Regions from separate parts of the Homo sapiens genome. Here all the other regions are linked to region 1. A link is a contact called in ENCODE Hi-C data. All regions are on one chromosome and are shown on one strand. The core of a region is the stretch at or near the end of the contact, and the rest is flanking DNA. Distances in the headings are between cores, read along the strand shown.

Region 1 (3,088 bases), core at 254-2,753:
CCATTTGTTGTAATTTATCTAGAAAAAAGATGTGAATCAACCCAGGAGCCAGCAGAGAAAGGCTTACAGGCTTATAGATGGCTCTCACAGCCAGCCCCCTGTAGGAGCTGGGCTTAAAAGACTCAGTTTATCTGACATCCAATAAATACCAAGACCCAACTTAAGCTCTTGATTCCTTAAGCAATTGGTCATTGCTTTAACGGTAGCATATGGATGAATAAATGTTCACTACTGAGCTGCCTGGTTAGATTTATTCCATATAGATTCCCCATGTGGTCTCCCATCTTCACGGAAGAGTTAAAAAAACAGACCATTTAGTTGATAAAATTGAGTCTCCCATGAGTTAACGGAGTGGAACTAGCTACTGGTGCAGAATGAAGCACACACACCGCTGTGGAAGCCAGGCTGGAGGGGCCAAATATTTTCTTTACAGCTGATTCGATGCAGTTCAGTGGTTGATGGCGTGTGGAGGCGGAACACTTCCCGATGATCCAGTCCCCTCCTGTCTATGCAGCCAGCACCTCAAAGGACACACATAATTTCTTTTCCCCTATAAAGTGAATCTGGGCATTTTATAGCTGAAAGGGGAGCAATTTCCATTTGAATTAATCCAGAGGCTGAAGGCAAAGGTGCATTATGTAGCTTTAAAGGACATTCTTCCTTGATTGACAAGGTCCCGTGGCCACCCCCTGTAAAGCCTTAGCAACGGAACATTTCTTGACATCACTCAAGGGAGGTCTGTTATCTTAGTTATACTCACATGGAGCCTGTGGGTTTTTCTGCACCCCAGTCTAAGGAATAACTACAGTCTAACTCTTGGCATTGAACACATTCGTTAACCATAACCCTGTAACATTTCTTCCCTGTTAAATTAGAAGAAAGTAGTAATATTATTAAAGGAAAACATACCTTTCAGCCACTTTGGACATTTTCAAACAATGTCTGTCGATCTGTGCGTTCAAAAATGTTATCTGGGAAAATAGAGAACACAGATGTTAAGACCAAACTAAAATTATTTTTTTCCCCTCGCTCCACAAACCCAAATCCTGCATTTCCACCAAGATCCAAATACCTCCTCTGGCCAGACATCTCCAACTCCCTCAGCTCTGCCCTCCAGCAAATTACTTGTGCCTCTGGACATCCCTATCATACAAGATTCATATTCTGCAATTTAGCCTTTGTCTCATCTCCTCCTATACTGTGGTGTGATTTAAGTCTTGCTTTCCAAAATTTAAAGGCAATGTATTTTCTACGTAGCTTAGCAACAGCATGGACAGGTGAAATGTGCCCCATAAATACCTGTTTTGAACAATCCCCAGTGACCCCTCCTCTGCCCACCTTTCACAGGCACGTCACACCCATGTCCTTGGCATGCTTGACTGGAATCATCAAATAGCTTTTTTTCTGTGTGGTTTTTTTTTCTTTTTTTCTTTTTTTTTTTTGAGACAGAGTCTCATTCTGTTGCCTAGGCTGGAGTGCAGCGGCATGATCTCAGCTCACTGCAACCTCCACCTCTCAGATTCAAGTGATTCTGCTGTCTCAGCCTCCCGAGTAGCTGGGATTATAGTCACACGCCACCAAGCCCGGCTAACTTTTTTCTATTTTTAGTAGAGATGGGGTTTCATCATATTGGTCAGCCTGGTCTCAAACTCCTTACCTCAGATGATCCACCTGCCTCAGCCTCACAAAGTGCTGGGATTACAGGTGTGGGCCACCGAGCCCCGAGCCCCGCCAAATAGCTTTTTTTTTTCATATATCCATTACCTCTTACCCATCAGATAATAAACTTGTCAAGGGCAAGCACCTCAAAGTTTACTCCTTTGGGTTTTGCCCTCTAGGAACCAGCAAGGCATAATATAAACAGTAGGTTGCTTTGTTACCAGTAAATATCAGAAGGAAGTAATATAATTAGCCATTGTCTGTTGACCTGGGCTGCTCATCATGAAAGAAAATAACATTCAACCAAGTAATGCTGAAATGGCATTGGGAGTAGAGCTTTATTTATTCTTAAACTTTCCTTTCAAATCACAGCAATAAAGTAGACCATCCTGAGCTGGTGCATTCCAATTATAAGGACTGTGTGACATGAGCCCCCTCCTTCCTCCAGCTCCCACAGCGGACTGTGGGAAACCCCATTACAGCAGTTACCCCAAGGCATGGGATGACTCATTTACGCCCTTTTCTAGTAACTGCTGGAGGAACTGGGTAGAGAATTCTTTCTCTCAAGCTTCCGTGGCTTGTTCACACACAGCACTTAAAAGGTTCAATCACCCACAGCTGGGTTCCACTGTGGTTTCCAGGAACTCAAAGCTTGCTCAATCTTCAGAGTTGAACATTTGAAAGGGTTTTTAAACTGGCCACGTCTCCTCCTGAGAGTGCAAGCTGTCAATTCATTCACCTGTTTCCGGATGTCCTCTTTTGTTGTTTTCCTGATTGGTTGGCTGAGTACATGCACCGGGCTCTGTGCCTGGGACTCTTCAGTCACGCCATACACGGACTAGGAGAAGAAGCAAGCACAGAGGATCATCCACCCACAGAATTGGAGGGTGGCTTAGGGGTCAGCTAGTCCAATGACTCATCCAATTTCGTGAATCCCCTCATGACAATAAGAGATTGGTCTCTGCTTTTATTTCTTCAATGATGAGAATGCTGCCTCTTAAGGCATGTCATCTCATCTTTGGGGTACCACTATAACCCAAATCCTATCTTTTATTGGGCTGAAAATAGCCTCCTTGTATCTCAGTGTTTCTCCAAATATGGTCCATAGACCACCTGCAAAGAATCACCTGGGTGTGCTTGGAAAAGACACGTTGCTGAGTATCCCCTCGCCCCCTGGACTTACTGCATCAGAATCTTTGTGGGTGGGTTTGGAAATCTGCACTTTTATCAAATGCCCCAAATGATTCTGAATAAAGAAAGTTCAAGAGCCACTGCCAAAGAGTATGCACAAAAGATCCCCTCTACATTTCCGTTGGTCAGCAGATTCCCATCTGGTACAAAACTGGGATGGCAGCATTTCAGGGTTTCCCTTTCAAGTTAAACAGTTTTCTGGCCTAAGTTTTTCCACATGTCCGTAGCTATAGCTACA
Region 2 (3,088 bases), core at 372-2,871, 1.8 Mb after region 1:
AGGGCCTAATCCAGTGTGACTGGTATCCTTATAAAAAGGGGAAATATGTACACAAAGACAGACACACACAGAGGAAAGACGACATGATAAAACATGGGGAGAAGAGAGCCATCCATAAGCCAAGGAATGCCTGAGGCTACCAGAACCTCACAGAGAGGCATGGAACAGATTCTTCCTCACATCTTTCAGAATAACAACCCACCAGCACCTGGATCTTGGACTCCTAGCCCCTGGAACTGTGAGATCATACATTTCTATTATCTCAAGTCACCCAGTTTGTGGGACTTTGTTGTAGGCAGCCTTAGGAATAAGCTACCAGAGGCAATCATCATCTCTTCATCATCATCTTCATCATCATCATCACCATCATGGCCAATATTTGTTGAGTGCTTACCTTGTACAGATGCTGGTCTCATTGTTTTACATGTATTACTGATATAATCCTCAGAATACTCCAATGTGGGTACTATTACTGTTTCAATTTTATAGGTGAGGAAGCTGAGGCCCAGAGAGCTGAAGAAATTTCCCAAGTCCACACAACGTGAAAGAGACAAAGATGGGATTTAAGCTGAAGCTGTCTGGCTCCAGAATCCAAGTCCTTCCTAATCTAGTTGTTGGAGGGATTATATAAAATAATGGCCATAAAGTACTTAATGTGGGCTTGGCACATAGCAAGCATGAAAAAAATGTTAGTTAACATTCTTAGAATTCTTTTTAGTCTTGTACCAGTAACATCTGCCTCTGACTTCCCTCAAGTTCCCTTTCATGTATATTTGTCTCTGCAGTTCCTGAGAGAGGGGGCTTTCTGGTAGGCTAGTGACCAGCTCATACAAGCCACATGTCTGGACATGAGAGACCTAGGTGTCCCAGGCAAGAGGAAGCTATGGCAGGCAGGTCTCATGGTGGAGAGCTTCCCCATCCCACAAACAGCCATCTTTGAGTAAACCATGTCCCTTTGAGCTTTCCCTTACCAGCCCTGAGCCACAGGGAGCCACAGGGCTGGGACTAGAGTGATGACACGCCTGGAGGATGACTAAATGGCCTTGAAGAATGATTGAAATTTCGTGCCCTAGGCACCTCCCTCTAATCCCAACCCTGCTGAGCCACCTCGCCTCCATTTAACCACTCAAATATCTAGTAGGCATTGACCAACGGCAAAGTATGTTGCATACTTCGGAGGGAGTACAAAAAAAGAGACAGGAAAAAGGCACCTGTCTGCTTCTTCAAAGCAAATAAAAACAGAGACTTAGGAGGCAAAACTGGTGCTTCTGTTCACAACCCGGCTGGGTGGCTGGGGGAGAATGCTGATGCTCTGTTCCTTCTTTGTGCCCAGACTTTTCCACACTGACAGAAGACACCTCAGGATAGAGACAAGTCACTGATTTCAATCTTCAGGGGTCTAACGTCAGTCATTCTGACCCCTTAAATAACTTCCCAGGTATCAGAATTGCTGAGATTTTTTAAGAGACCAGATTTTTTTTGAGCATTTAGGACCAAAAAACTCCATTCTTTCACAGAATGAGGAGAAATACACAGACTGTCAAGATGAAGGTATGAGAACCAGGAAGTGAAAGAGAATCAGCCCAGATCTAGAAACTGACCTGTCAGGTTTCACTGGCTGCAGGGCAGAAAGCCAAGTCAACAGAAGCAACAGGCTGCTAACCCCCGAGGGCAGCTCTTGTTCACCCAGGACTACAATCTTCTGGTGCACCAGGGGGTCCTTCTGATAAGCTGATGCTACAAGCCCCCCTCCCCTCTCCTCCCTCTCTCTCCATGGTGGGATCTTAGGCCCTTCTGTCCCCTTCCTCACCTGCATGTTGTCGGAGCCTGTGCTGGTGCTTATACAGCTGTACAGAGAGAGAGAGGGGTTTCTGTAAAAAGGTTCCTGGATGTGAACCTCACTGACTGCTACCTGTGTGTGACTTGGCTCCAGCACCTGCTCCCAGAGCTAAAAGCTGTCCTGTCCACAGCTTCCACGCTCCCTGCCTGAAGTCCTCTCTGACCGGGCCTAGCAGCCCTCTTCCCGTCCAGCCCTCCCTCTTTGAACAGACACTTCTGTTTGCTGACCCTGGCAGTCTAGGAAAAGGACCATTTAACAAATAAAAATAAAAATAAAATAAAATAACAGTTTTTGAATGCATAAAATGGTGGTGACAGGGGCAGGGGAAGCAAAGAGGCCTGGAAATGGGGAAGCCTCCCCCTTCCCACAAAGGGTTAAAGGAACCACAGCAATCAATTTCTGGCACTTATTTGGTAAAAATATTTCTAGTTCCCCTGCAGATCCGGTGGGAACTGGCATACCTGGCTGTGGACCAGGGTTCAGACTTTGGGGGAGGCAAGGGAGGCAGGGCTAGGCTGGTTATAGGGTGTGGAGCCTCAGCTGACACCACAGACAGGGCCCAGAAAGATGGAGAAATAGCTGGGCCAAGAGGTAGAATCTGGATAAGAAGTTGGGGTGCTAGGCCAGGACTCTTTTTTTTTTTTTTTTTAAATGGAGTCACGCTCTATTGCCTAGGCTGGAGTGCAGTGGTGCGATCTCGGCTCACTGCAACCTCTGCCTCCTGGGTTCAAGCAATTCTCCCGTCTCAGCCTCCCAAGTAGCTGGGACTACTACAGATGCCCGCCACCATGCCTAGCTAATTTTTGTAGTTTTAATAGAGACGGGGTTTCACCATATTGGTCAGGCTGGTCTCGAACTCCTGACCTCTGGTGATCTGCCTGCCTCAGCCTCCCAAAGTGCTGGGATTACAGGAGTGAGCCACTACACCCGGCCCAGGCCAGGACTCTTAAGGGAATCCAGGGGTGGAGGGGGTGACAGCCAGGCTGGAGGCTGGCCTCAGCGCTACCTGCAGGTGATTTTTAGGCACCTCTCTGCTTTGGGTGGGTGGCTACTGGTACATCTAGTAAGCCCATGGGATAGGTAAGATGGGATGACAGCAGGCACGTGTGAGGGCTGAGGAAGTTAAGACGACGTGGACTGGCTGCCTCCTGATTGCTCCTTCCCCATCCCTGTAGCCATTAGCCAGGACCTGGGGTTGCAGTGGACCTCAGGATAAGTGGCATCGCCCCACAGTGTGTCCTCCTCATG
Region 3 (3,088 bases), core at 226-2,725, 1.6 Mb after region 1:
CAGTGTATAGTATTTTGTTATAGCAGCCCAGATGAACAACACAACTATGCTTTCCAAACCCAGAATCCACAGGGTATGTGTGCTGCTTCTCTCTCTGCTTTGCTTGGGGAGAAAGGAATATAAAGGACCCCTGGGAATCCCTTCCCCTGGAGGTTTCCAGCTGCCTGCTTTTGACTTTGACTTCTCTTCTCTCACATGCAAGTAAAGAAAACAATACTGGGTTAACATTTTCTAAGCTGTACAACCTTAGGACAGTGCCATTGGAAGGAAAATAGGCTAGAAATCAGAAAAGATGGGCTTGATTCCAAAGATTTCAGTCAGATCTTTGACGTCAAGATATCACAAACCCTCCTTCTTCAAAGTGCAGGCACTGTCTGTTGGCTCACATCATCCGTGAGCACTTAGAGTTCCTTGAGTAAGAAGTACTGCCTTCTATAAACATCTCTGCATCTGGAGACTTATTCCTGGACATTGCTAATGAGTCAGTGAAAAACCCCAAATGATCTATGTATCAATTCCTGTTTTACACTTTCAGTTTATACAATAAATGAGAAAAAGGGCTAAGCTCAATTTGCTGGAAGTTGACAGTCCATTTTTATTTTGAAATCATTGTTGGTAATTTCATACCAAAGGAGAGGCTTACAGCAAGAGAGTAGAAATGAAAGCAGAAATGAGAAAGCTTATATAGTCTCAATTTCGATGACTCTAAAAACATTGATCAATCAACAATGCAGCTCATCCAGGAAAACCAAAACACTTTGTGGTAGGCAGAATTCTAAGCCCCTAAGGTTTCCTGCCTCTGGGATCTGTGAGCCTTCTCCCACTTACTCAATCAAACAGCAACCTAGATTCTGCTGTGAAGGGATTTTGCAGATGTAATTAAGGTCCCAAGATAGGGAGATTGTCTGGGTGGGCTTGATCTAATAGCACGAGCCCTTTAACTCTGAGTCTGGAGGTCAAAGACAGAAAAAAATCAAAGAGGTTTGAAGCATGAGAAGAATTCAACAAAGGGGAGATTCTCTATTGCTGACTATGAAGATAAAAGGACCAAGTGGTAAGAAATGCGGCAGTTTCTAGGAACTGAGAGTGGCCCCCAGCTGACAGCCAGCCAGGAAACAGGGACCTCAGTCCCCCAACCGCAAGAAACTGAATCTGTGACAACCAGAATGAGCTTCCACAAGGCCCTTGAGCTCCAGATAAGAACACTGCCCAGCTGACATCTTGATTTAGCCCTGTGAGGAGATCAGTGGAGTCACACCCTTCCCAGTTCTGGGGGAAAACCTGTAAAGTAATGAATGGGGAGTTGTTTTAAGGGGATAAATTTATGATGATTTAGTATGCAGCATAGAACTAAAATCCACACTTCCTGAATGGTTTTAAAGCCTCTTAGCCTAACCCTAAGACCAAAACCCAACCTCCTTCAAAGAGAAACCTGCCAACCACTGTGAACCAAATCTATCAGACAAGTCTCTTGTGATTCAAATTATAACCCACGGCCCGACAGCATACATGTGGCCTAAGAAATGCAGCATCTCAGGTCCCATCTGGATCTACTGAATCAAAACCTTCATTTTAACAAATCGCCTGGTGACTTATATACACATTAAAGTGTGAGAAGCACCAGTTAGCATTTTAATGCAGAGCTGGAGATCTGGAATCAGCAAAACCCATGTTCCCAAGCTGGCTCTACAGTTTTACTAGCTATGCGGACTTAGACAAGTTACTTAACCTCTCTGAACTTCTATTAATCGGTAAAATGGAGCAGGTAATAGTACTGACTTTATAGAGTTGTGGTGAGGATTAAATGGGACAGTATGTAAAGTGCTTTAGCCCTGCATTTTGGCCTGTCGTTAGCCTGGCAAACAGTAAGGGCTTAATAAATTGTTGCTTATTATTGGATTGGGCAGTAATAGCATCAATTGAATGTAGAGGGAGCAGGTAAACTGTATCAGTTGGAAACTTGCAGGATCACTGTGGCTGGCATCCTCTGATTAAATATGTTGTCACGCAGCTCCTCAGAGACTGCAAAAGGTTGTGACCTTGGTTTTCTACCTAACACAAGGCTGGGTCAGCCATGCCATTCCATCCCAATGCCTGTAACCATCTGTGTATCCCCCGACCCTCTCCCTTGTCGGTATTTAACCTCACTGGGCTTGACCTCACTTAGCTAATGAGATCTGGCCAGAAACCATGGAGATGGTTGTCAGCAACTCGGGGCAGGTGGTATCCCTGAATACCAATGGCAGCTCAATCCACAGAAAAGATGAAGAGATGTGCCAGGGGCAAAACACAGCCTGTTGAACTGTTTTAACAGAAATCTAAGGTTCTTCTTATTTTTGTTGGAGGGAATGATGGCAATGGTGACAATGGTGTTGGCATTACTGAGTATAAGAATGAATGTATAAATCAACAGTGACAAATGAGTAATACATAAGCCAGAGAGCTTTTGTGATCAATTCTGCAGAGGCCCGTTCCCCCTCCTGGTGGTTTCTCTGTTCTTGGCAAAGACTCCTCTCACTTGCTTTATTTCTCAGCCTGAGCCACAGCAATCTCTATAGTTCAATATAAATAATGAGGGTGATATTGATAATAACAATAGCTCTCATTTATTGAGTGCTCCAAGTGCCAGGCACTCTTCATATATTATTTATACTCCTTATAACAACTCTTTGAGGTAGACATTATTATGTTCCTTTTTAGCCAAGGAAACAGAAGCCTCAGAGAGGTTAAGTGGCTTGCCCAAGTTTACACAGCAGATAAGATAGTCTTGGATTCAAACCTGAGTCTGTTTGACTCTGAAACCTGTGCTTTCTTCGCTTTATCTCCGCAATACAGCTGTCATCCTTGACTGGGCTCTTGGCCCTTTGCCTGGACACTGTATCTGGGCCTTCGATACTACTGCCCAGTCAGCTCCTGAGCTGCCTTGCTCCTGTCCTTCCAGGTTTGCACCGCTTTGGCTTCTGTCTTTGCTCAGATGCTCACCTGTCTGGCCCCTGGAAACATATGGCGCTCACCTATTTCTTGTCGGTCCACATGGTTCTGCCCGTGGGTTTTCTAATCTCACTGCTCATAAGCAAGCTTGCTGGGC

The links. A loop is a pair of places that touch in the nucleus more often than their neighbours do. Pooled maps may share reads with other maps.
Region 2: a loop to region 1 is called in a map with no recorded cell type, with 9 times the contacts of the local background. The contact joins two enhancer-like sites. A Hi-C loop is called at or near these places in 4 of 37 single-sample maps with no recorded cell type and 5 of 50 pooled maps.
Region 3: a loop to region 1 is called in a pooled map, with 7 times the contacts of the local background. The contact joins two enhancer-like sites. A Hi-C loop is called at or near these places in 3 of 37 single-sample maps with no recorded cell type and 7 of 50 pooled maps.

The regions. Positions count from the first base shown.
Region 1 is chr14:72,476,151-72,479,238 of GRCh38, reverse strand. RGS6 (regulator of G protein signaling 6) reads right to left here. Exons shown (of 18, transcript NM_001204424.2): 11 at 2,399-2,497; 12 at 910-971. Among named protein-coding and RNA genes, the nearest start is that of MIR7843, 39 kb to the left of the region's middle. RefSeq lists an enhancer at 2,232-2,441. Within about 2 kb of position 1,503, at least 2 of the 41 ENCODE cell types and tissues checked have a DNase peak (open chromatin) inside an H3K27ac peak, as active enhancers do.
Region 2 is chr14:70,664,129-70,667,216 of GRCh38, reverse strand. The region is part of intron 1 of TTC9 (tetratricopeptide repeat domain 9); the gene reads right to left. Among named protein-coding and RNA genes, the nearest start is that of TTC9, 24 kb to the right of the region's middle. RefSeq lists enhancers at 1-333, 334-834, 1,332-1,491. Within about 2 kb of position 1,621, at least 19 of the 41 ENCODE cell types and tissues checked have a DNase peak (open chromatin) inside an H3K27ac peak, as active enhancers do.
Region 3 is chr14:70,884,903-70,887,990 of GRCh38, reverse strand. No RefSeq gene overlaps it. Among named protein-coding and RNA genes, the nearest start is that of PCNX1, 21 kb to the left of the region's middle. RefSeq lists an enhancer at 378-687. Within about 2 kb of position 1,475, at least 12 of the 41 ENCODE cell types and tissues checked have a DNase peak (open chromatin) inside an H3K27ac peak, as active enhancers do.